Regions from separate parts of the Mus musculus genome. Here region 1 is linked to region 2. A link is a loop called in an ENCODE intact Hi-C map of the cell type or tissue named here. Cell type or tissue: left cerebral cortex. All regions are shown on one strand. Each heading gives the region's core, and the rest is flanking DNA. Links, peaks and the distances in the headings are about the cores only.

Evidence for each region. A loop is a pair of places that touch in the nucleus more often than their neighbours do. Peaks named below come from ENCODE experiments on the same cell type or tissue, not always from the same donor. Only the 100,000 strongest peaks of a DNase experiment are listed, where the experiment ranks them.
Region 1: it touches region 2 in a loop (2.9-fold over the local background); 2 of 42 quality-filtered maps call a loop at or near these places.

The regions. Positions count from the first base shown.
Region 1 is chr17:68,637,302-68,642,687 of GRCm38, reverse strand. L3mbtl4 (L3MBTL4 histone methyl-lysine binding protein) reads right to left here. Exons shown (of 21, transcript NM_177278.5): 16 at 1,119-1,189. Among named protein-coding and RNA genes, the nearest start is that of Tmem200c, 200 kb to the left of the region's middle. In left cerebral cortex, for the core only: a CTCF peak has its summit at 2,319; a DNase peak (open chromatin) is centred at 1,329.
Region 2 is chr17:68,289,892-68,295,277 of GRCm38, reverse strand. All of the region lies in intron 1 of L3mbtl4 (L3MBTL4 histone methyl-lysine binding protein), which reads right to left. Among named protein-coding and RNA genes, the nearest start is that of L3mbtl4, 19 kb to the right of the region's middle. In left cerebral cortex, for the core only: no CTCF peak of the experiment used is centred there; a DNase peak (open chromatin) is centred at 3,234.

The DNA of each region.
Region 1 (5,386 bases), core at 291-5,290, 350 kb before region 2:
ACATTTGGAGCAGTTTCTAAAATATCCATTACTTATTTAGAGCAAAGCTGAGCTCTGGTTGTATTGTACAGAGATTCTTCTGAGAAACGTGTAGCTGCACCATGAAAGCCAAGTACCTTAATTGCCCCCTATTTCCTCAGGAAAAGACCCTGTCTCTTTGTGACTTGGATGGAAACTTAGAGCTCTTTCAAACCCAGGCCGAGCCTTGCCCCATCCAAAGAGAGTAGTTTTGCTCTTGGCCACCACAACCCTGTGCTCAGTGATTGTCTGGCCCTTTTTTAATCCTAAGAGAACTCAATCGTGACACTGTGGTGGGACTGCTACAGGACTCTCGAGTTGTGTTAATTTCCTTCCCAATTCAGCAGAAAATTCGTCAACAGATCTCCTACCATGTTTGGTGATCTAAGAATTTAAGGGCCACAGTGGCTGAAGACATAGCATTCTGATTGTAAACGATCAACGTGTTCATCTGGCCAGATTTAAATATCAGTATGAGGACAGGGCAAACTGAAGGAAGACCTTAGCTGGTCACCACAGAGCCAGGCCTCCCATTGTGTCTGCATTGGAAAGTCAGAGGAAGGAAACACCTGGGTGAAAACAGGATGTCTCTCTTCCTTTTCTCGATCCCAACAAACACCTCATCTCAGCAATTAAGCTTTCTACCCAGTAACTTTCTGCCTGACCTACCAATAATGCCCACTTATCGGCTGTCCCATTGGTTAACCACAGTGACTTTCCTGGCTGTATTATGTGGCCACTGTAGATGTAGAGAGCCCACAGTAAACGCTGATCTCCACAAGACTGGATCTTCCCTGACATGAACAGGACTGCAGAGATGATAGGGACCTTTTCACCTTTAAAAATAAGAAAACTAAGAAAGGGGCTTTGAAGTAACAGAACCTGTTACTTGGGGGTAGATAGCAGGCCCTGAGTCTAAGAGTCTCTTGACTTTGAGTCAGGTTCTTGGCTACATTCCCTACCACTATGATGAATCCCAACAGACACATAGGACATTGTCCACAACAAAAAGCAAAAGCTGGCTCTGTGACTTTGCTACTGTTGCTTTTTGTGTCTTTTGGGGGGGGTTTGTTTTGTTTTGTTTTTGTTTTTGTTTTTACCTCTGAAGAGATTATCCAAGTCAATATCTTCTTTTCCTTTGATTTTCAAACACTTTGCCTGCTGTACAAGTCTGGCAAAGAACAGAAATAAAATCTGGATTCATTATCCTGTGAGGTAAGAATAAATCATGACAGCAGCACAAATTTAAATAGAAACCTCGGGGTAAATGACAGCGAATTATCAGGTGTTTCTCTGCACAGTCTCATTAGAACATTTCCTCGGCTTAACATTTAAAGGAAGCAGGAACCTTTGTTCAGAAACTCTGACTTTGAATAGTGAAACTTAAAAGTCTTTCCATCCACTCCTCCTGGAGGATGATCTCTTCGGGCTTTGAGGAGTAAGCACCTGAGACAGTGGGGAACAGTGTGGGACATAGGTAAATAATAAGCATTATTTCAAAGTCTGGCTCCTATTATTTCAATCAGAAGATCACAGCACTGTGGCTGTGCTCAGATAAGTGTATAAGTGACTAAGTTGCATTGCTGAATGTCAGAGAATTCATTAACTTTTGGGATGTTGCAGCACCCAGTGTGGACTAATTTTGTGCCTCTTTCATTGTCGGTTCTTCATTAAAAACCAAGGTTCCTGCTGCAAAGCAAATGCAGAAGTTTTGAAAATGAGACTTCCCCACGGTTGCTAATTACCGACTTAATTAATTTAGGCAGGGAACTTGAGATAATTAATTTATCTGCATATACTTATGATTCTTATAAACTTATAATCATTTGCTTTGCACACGTGTTTCTCTTACTGCACTTGATGGTTTTCATGTCAACCACACTGACAGGCCCGTGCCTCGGTCCTGACAGAGCAGAGAAGCAAACAACTTGGCTACCAAATCTGCCTAGAAGTCTGAAAGGCTTATAGGTTAAGTCGCATATTTTTTATCTATAGCTTCTGTGAACATGTTTGCCACAGCAGAAGTGCATTCCACTCATTCGTTAGGTATCTCTTGGTTTTCTTAATAGAAACAGCATCAACAAAACAAAAACCGGAAAGAGTTTGACTTTCGGCCCCATCTTTGGCCCTTCTGTTATGGTGTTCAGCCTACCGAGTGAGGAGCTGCCTCTGGTGCAGGCAGGGGGTCAAGGAGAGGAAAATCCATGCAGAGACACCTGTTTCATGCCTAGGACTCAGTTCCTTGGTCTGTGACACGGAGTGACTGTTTGAGCACTTGACACCTAGTGGTCAATCTGTGACATGAACGTACCACATGTCTACCTGGTTGGTCTGTGCACTCAGTAAACACCATTTTCAAAACATTGTACAGGCCACTATGTATTATGGACCAATACGCATACAACCTGTAGACTACTTTAACAGCTCAATGTATTTAGTTTTTCTTAGGTTCCCTGAGTATCTCTGTGTTGTCAGGACTTATTTACATTCTCCTAGAACAGGCATGTGACCTATAAAGAGAGGATTTGAGCTTAAGCAGCAAGTATCTGATGGCCAGTGTGAGATGCTGGATATCACAACCTCTGGGGCTCAGTGTTATAGCCTGGTCATTTTGTAAAGAAGATGAGGAAAAAGAACAATTTCAACTCTGCTTACCTGTTTTCAGACACGTTAGGGGATTGTACCCTTAATTTTATAATGTTTACAGCACTATGAATTAAATGAAACCCTCTTACAGCATCCCTCTGCAGTTTGTGTTGGTGAAATCTTAGATCTTTCATACAAAATTTTAAAATAGAAGGTTGCCTGTCTCATATAATGTCAATGGGGTTTTTGTAAATTATTTTAAGATAAATCAAATGATGTATTTGGTAGTATTTTAAAATATAAGCCACTGCAATTTATCAAGGGTATATTTACTTATGTCTCAATTTCAAATGCTTGTTCACTAGGGAGATAGCCAAGCCAAATCCTGTGAATGGTTCATCATTGAGAAATCTATAGGGGCATAATGGCTCCAAGGTCTAACTTCACTGAACCTTACTCCATTCTCACAACAACCCTACAAGGCAGGGATAATATCCATGGTTTATAAATGTGGAAACTGAGGCTCAGAAACACGGGACAACTTGCCCCATCTTAGGCAGCTAGGATGCAAAGTGAAATCTTTGGATACCTCATGTAGGCTTTCTTACCACAGATCACAGAGAGGGTGCCTTCTGCTCCTTCACAGACATGAGAGTCCTTGGGAGGACCCAAATCAGCATTATCAACTACTTTGGCTGTAACACTTGCACAATGCAGAGTTGGGTCTGCAGAGGTGTGGGGAGCCAGACTACAGGGGGACTCCCTGCAGAATTCTACTTAGAACTTGATCTCGTTGACAGTAGAAAAGACAGTGCTATGTTTGCTCGGTGAAATGATCTACTGTGGGAACTCTGTAAACAATGAGGCCTGTGGCACACTACAGATGAATGGATAGCTTATGGCTTAGTGAAAAGGCTCTATGCGACTCCTGTTACTATTCACTGACTTTCCCAGATGCTTGGACTATACTTCCATAGGGGCATAGCTCTAGTTCTGCAATGAACCTTCAGGATCTTCTGTGAGGTTGCTATGGCTGCGGCAAGTGTCAGACACTCATTCACCTGGATCTCTCTATAGAAGGCAACACCTTCTACAACCCCAGTACTCTCTACTCTCTGTGGCTCCTTCTTATTCTGCTACAGATGTGTGATCTCCACACAGGTATTGGTCACTACTATCTCCATGTTCATGAAGTTCCAACCCATAGACTAGATGCCTATCTCAGAAGATGTAAGAGTAATCAATTTTTGTTGAAAAAGGCACAGCACTAGGATCTGATTGTCACTTGGGTGAGTGATGTCACACTGGACAGTTTTAGGATAGAAGCTGGAAATGAATGGTCTGGGAGTCAATTTCTACTGTGTTCTGAAAAGTAGGATTTAATCACAAACAGCCATAGTTACTGGCACATTTCCTTCTGGTGGCTACTTTCATGACAGTGGCTTAGTTGAAAAGGGGTAGCCCTGACCGAACTCACAATATTGAGTACCAGGTTCTTGAGAGAACGTGTGCTGACCATGGTTCTATAAGAAAGCAGCAATATGCATGACTGATATTTAGGTAAATTCTCCAAGTCTAAGGAATATTCTTTAGGACTTTCCTGCCTTTGGATTCTATTCAGTCAAGATGGTTCCTCCCACTAAGAGGCAGGTGAATTGTCAGGGCATAAGGACCTGCGCACCCTTGGGGAAAATGATTGTAAGACAGGTGAAGAAGGTGCTGTGAGCTGGAAAGTGTAAGTTTCTCCCTCTCCATCTCCTTTTCTCTCTCCTCCCTCTCCCTCTTTCTCTCTCTCTCTCCCTCTGTGTGTATATGTATGTCTCTGTGTGTGCATGTGTGTGTATGTGTGTGCATGTATATGCATGTGTATGTACATGTGCGGGTATGTATATGTATGTGTATATGTGTATGTATGTATGCATGTATGTATGTATGTATGTATGTATGTATGTGTTTGTCTGTGTGTGTGTGTGTGTGTGTGTGTGTGTGTGCGTATGACTACATCAAGCTTTCAGGAGATGGACTCAAATGAAAGTTCCTTACAGGAAATGCAGTGGAAGCAGGACCTTGCAGTCCTGTGAAAGACCAGATGGGAGAAACTGGGGATGGGGTGTAATAGGGTGAGAGTTGGAGTCAGGAACTCAGGACACAAACTGAAGAATGTTGTCGTTTCCCATGTTCCAACGTGTCTGTCAGTTTGACAATGGCTTACTTGTTTATAGGACCATGGAGTGAGCCAAGAACCTGTGTGGTTGTCTTAAAGGATCTTATGTTATGTTTGGTTTGTAAATAAACAGTAATCAAACCCTTAGAAATAAGGCAGTATGGAATACCTGTTAAAGAAAAGCAAGTGTGAAAATGTTCTCTGTGGTCCATTTATGTGGGGAAAATATGGAAAAGTCGTTGTCAGGAAAGGAATGGGTTGGAGGGACAAAATACAGCCACACACAGAATATGATACAGCTGTTAAAAATGATGTGTATTGGGCACATTTGAGTTGATTTAGTAATGCATTTTGGGTGCATCCTGTGTGTCTGTGTGTCTGTGTGTTGTCCTTGACCTTGGACATTTTTTCTTTGTTACTCTCCATCTTTATTTATTTAATTTTGTGACAAGGTCTCTCACTGAACCTGGAGCTCCCAGAATTCCTTGTTTGGCAGACCAGTGAGTTACAAGGACCCACCAACTCTACTCCCACAGAGTTGATATTACAGGTGTCACTATTGCTTCCAATTTGTATGTGGGACCTGGGCATCTTTACCCAAATCCTCCTCACACATGT
Region 2 (5,386 bases), core at 248-5,247:
ACGAGTTGAGCATCTCTGATTAAAAATTATGAAATGTGATTCAAATGTCCAAAATTTAAAATTTTGTGAGAAAAAAATGTTACTAAACCATACATAGAATTATTTAAACTATTATATAAAGTCAATTTACTACTTAGCTTTCTCATTACTAACAAAATACCTGAGAGAAATAACCTAAATGAGAAAATTGTTATTCTCCTCCATGATCTCAGAGAGTTTACCCCTTGGCTGCTTGATTATATTTAAATGTCACAGCAGCCAGTGTATGTGGCAGAGGAGAGCCACTCATCCCTGGTAGACAGGAAACAGTGATGTGATAGGAAGGGACCCAAGGCAATATGCCCCCAAATGCCTGGTTCCTTTACCCAGACCTCCTAACCTTTTCAGAACCTTCCAAAACAGCATGACCGGCTGAAAGCCAAACTCTCAACATATGAGGCTCCGATAGAACATTTGCTATCCAACCATAACAGTTTCCCATGCCCCACCGAAGTCCTATTTGCGTCTCATAATGAGAGAGGGATTTAGTCTAAGTTTAAATTTCTCCATAGTCTTCACAGCCCCAGTGGTGTTCAAAAGCCCAAACTCAAACTCTCTCCTGAGATCAAGTCAAACTTTTAACTGTGAATCCCTGCAAAGTAAACGCAAAAATAGTTCTAAGTATAATGGCTGGGAGTAAACATTCCTATTTCAAAAGGAGATAATGGAGGCATAGAAAAAGAGGAGAGATACCAAAGCCAAGACTATAGTGCAGCAGGAAAACTACAAACACTGGAGCTCCGTGGCTGGCATTAGGGGATATGAAACCATGATCTGAGCTCCCCAAAACCTTGAACAGCCAAATTCCTATGGCTCTGCCATGTGCACCCCACACTGGCCTGTCTTCAGTGCCTCTATTCACTTCCCCGGCAGATATTACAGTTTTCTGACACCTCCAACATCCTAAAGTCTCCACCACTGGCTCACCTTCACCCTCATAGCCGCAGGCATTTCCCTCTGAAGGGCTGCCTCGCAGGAATACCAATCCTACCCAAACTTGGTTCTCCAGACTTTTCTCTAAAATTATAAGGGAAGTCTCTAAGATGCTACAACTCCTACATACTCTACTGCTTACAAAGCCAGCACCAGGTGCATATCACCAAAGTCTACATCCAATTCCAACAGCTTCACTGGGCTATGGAGGTAGCTGCTTCTCCATTCCTCTGAGTTACCACCAAAACACTTCTCAGAGCAACCTTATGTAAGCAGGACGGCCCATCAATAACAATGACCACTACAAAGTTCAGACACATCACCCTCCATCCAATGCTTATCAGGAATACCCTTTCATGTCAATGTACACAGAGGGTCTTTACAATGGCTGCTGAGCATACAGGCTCTCTTCTCCTTTATCCCCTTCTTCCTCTCTCTGAGTTCCCAGCCTTCTCCTCTCTCCTTGATCACCAGTGTCTCTTTATGATCCTTCTAACAAGCTCCACCCTCTGTCCTACTCCTATTAAATCCTGTCTCCCTAGCTATTCCTTCTACCTAGAACTCACTTCCCCTCACAGAGGTCAATCTGCTTTCCCTAGCCCTTCTCAGCAAGTTCTACAGCCAGCTCCTGAAATGCTGGATGCTATCAATAGCTCAGCACATCCATACTTCCCTCTCTCCGTTCCCTTTCTCTTTTATTCCCCCATAATATTTTTTTTAGTCTTTCAAACCATAAAAGAATACACCCATGAATTAGTTACCATCTATTGATGGTAAAGAATACACCTATGTATTATTTACCATCTATTGATGGACTCTCCCCAACTCAAATATAGGCTCCATCCATGTAGGATCTGCACCCATTTGGTTTGCCCAAATTGTCCAATGCCCAAATAGTACTTTGGATAATCTAAGCACACAACAGTTACTGTATGGAAGCAAGAAACTATGTATTACATATCGACTTAGTGGAAGTTGAAAATGTTTTATAAGCCGGGCAGTCATGGCACACACCTTTAATCCCAGCACTTGGTAGGCAGAGACAGGGGGATTTCTGAGTTCCAGGCCAGCCTGGTCTACAGAGTGAGTTCTAGAACAGCCAGGGCTACCCAGAGAACCCCTGTCTCAAAAAAATTTTTTTAAATCCAACAATTTATTTTAATTTTCTAAATAGACTGGGGCAAGGTGGACTGGAACCCTAAAGGAAAATAAAAAAGAATTTACTCTACCACCAAAAATACACTGGTTCTAAATCTTTGCTCTCCACAACATTTTAAGTTTCTTTAGCTCACCTCTGTGAGATTCTATGAGGTAAAAGGGAAGCCATTTGCTTAGACCATTTACAAATGCTACCTCAGAAAAATAATGCCTATTCCCCAATACACTGAACACAGCTCATCTGTTTCAAAATTAATTATTCTCAATAGCATGACATAATTGTGGATGTCTTTCTAGTGTTTGTCCCTTACTTTGTAAAACATTGTGAGACTCTGACTTGTGTCAGTTAACCAACTGAAGGTGACACCAGACCATCAAAATGTACCTGTGTCACATTAAGGAAAGAAATCACAATCTTCCTCTTGGAGAGCTTTGACCAAAAGGGAGCCCAAGTGTGACTCCCCGGCTTCTAGCCCCAGGCCTCTGTCTCTCCCTCGGAAAGGGCTTTATTTTATATTTATCTGAACAGTAGAAAGCATCACAGGGAGAAGGAATAAGCAATACTTTATAGTAATCTTTAACAAGTTTTCCAACGGATTAAACAGATGACCCCCAATTGACCCGGATAACAAACACACTGTCCATCAAGCAGTACCTGCATGCTGTTGGCAGCACTTATGCTGGATATGTATGGCTTTCAACTGGCCTGCTGTTTTCAGAAAATAATCATTATAATCACTCATACACAGAGAGAAGCGTGGGTCTCAAGCTCGGGGGGGGGGGGGCGGGCATGGAAGAATAGGTAAGTTACAGTTAAAGCTGTGCATTCATTAGCTTCGGTTGTAAAATGGACTACATGGGAAATCCAAGGTGAATAAGCTTACTTGTTCCTCTGTTCTTAGAGGCGAGTTAATCAGCCCGGATGCACAGCAGGATGCCAAGCTTAAGTGAAATGTAACACTCTGAAGTGTAGCATTCACTCATCTGAGGGGCCCAGCACAAGTTGGCAACTCTTAGAATGTAAGAGATATTTTGTTGTTGTTGTTGTTTTCCTAAAAAGTCCATGAACACACTTACTCCTTGAATCACTTTGGACCTTGACAAACGACTGTATTCGTGGTCTTATTCACAGCCTCCATTGCAGGACTCAGCAGGCGAGCTGACTATATTTTATCCCCACTCACCATCTGCTTCCCATATATTGCATTTAAAACTTCTTGGCAAAGATAAGCAATATAGTCCACCCCACTGTTAGTGGCATTGGGGGAGGGTGGAGAAGCCATAAACCCTCTACATCAAAAAATGTAGAAAGAGAATGCCTCATCTCAGGGTCAGAGTACACTCTCTTTTATTTTAAGAAGTATTGTTATTAAAATGGATGTTTTGACACAAACTTGTGACATACGTGCCTACACAACCAATTTACTATTCTCGGAGTTAAAAATACACACTGCAATGTGTTTGATGTATTAATATAATCATGGCCTCAAGAATAAGTGTAGTAGTTTCATCATCCATGAAGATAAAATAATTCTCACTTTTAGGTGAGGGAAATCACAATTAAACAAGAAAAATCAAGGTAGGGTTAGCATTTCTTCACAACAGCTAAATATATTAACACATTATATGGGTATTCTGCATTCAGGTTTCTTTTTGTTGCTTTTATAATTAATCTCCAGGGATGTTATCTACAATAAAGAAGCAGAAAATAACATCCATTATAAAAGTCTTTCTTTCCCAAACACTGAACAAGCTCAAGGTGAGAACCGACCCACCTACAGTATTAATGCTGGCATGTTTGTGATGTATAAGCATTACTGACTATTCCTCGGGGGTAAAATTGACAGGTCCAAATTCTGGCAGTTAGACAAAAGGCAGCATTTCTCAGGAACTCAGGAAGCCACTTCCCCTCTACCAAAAGAGCCATTTCTTTATCACTGGCAGAAGGGATGTATGACTGTCGTACATATTAGCATATCAAAGCACACGCTGGCCCCTGGTACCCTCGGTAGCATAAGTCCATGTTGTACATTTCAGGGTCTGCAGGCAAACTGGATCTTCTCGCCTGCTCTTCCTTATTCTATCTCCAGCCATGGAGCACTCTCTTGCTCTCTCTGTCTTTCTCTCTCTGTGTCTGTCTCTCTCTCTGTCTCTGTCTCTGTCTCTCTCTCTCTCTCTCTCTCTCTCTCTCTCTCACACACACACACACACACACACACACACACACACGCTCGGGCACACACACATCTTAGTTCCCAGACCTGTCCCTGTCTCTTGGTTATCCCTGTCTCTGTCTCTTCCTCTCTTGCTCTGCTCCCCCTCTCTCTCCTCTCATGGCCAAGTCCAGTCTACAGAACATGTCCAATCTACTACTTTCTCCTCCTGCTCTAGATTCTTCTAGATGCATCTGGTGGTTCTCTTTCTCATAGTTGTAATAAAACCTTTCACTTACTGTATGCCTTGGTGCCCCCATGTAGTCAGTTGATATGAAAACAACAATCTAGTACTTAGGAAATAAGAAAATAACAATGTTATTTCGATCTGAATGACAGTAGTTCCCATTCTAAAGAGACTTTGGAGTATTTGGGTATTTGCGAGAACCTATCTCCAAACAGTTCAAACTGGGTCTCTTTTTCTTATGAACAAATCCTTCTTTTAACAGTATGGAAGTAATTTGTGAGGTGTTGTTACTTGAACACTCAGAGTCTCATGGAAAGCCTATCAGACAGGTCAGTATGGATCCCTCTTCACACAGCATTTCATTCACCACCCAAGACCTAAGGCTGTGGCATGGGGCAGCTGAGTTGGCTGTGTCCCGATTGAGTGACACAGTGTCCACTGCAACATGGACACCCCAGCTGCCACTGGCCAGCATGTCATCCAGACCTTGGTCAGTACTAGGTGCCTCTCAGTACATACAACACAATACAAATTTCCCTCAATCAGAAATACATGGCTTTCATGTATATCTTCTAAGAAGTAACAACAGATCTAGGGAGCACCTGAGGTGGTGTGGGGAGCACCTCTGAGGCATAGACAAGTATGCTCTCTTAGAATAGAATGTGTGTCTCATCATGTGTTTGGCTCTCCCTGTTTGGAATAAGCACATAATTCCTTTAGCAGCAAACATATCACCCAGTCAGAAAAATATTATAATACATAAAAGTACTTACAACAACTGGCAAGCCGTTGCCGACAGTTATTTAAACAGTGGCTATCTTTGTAGCATGTGCTAAATGTTTTTTGCTTACATGCC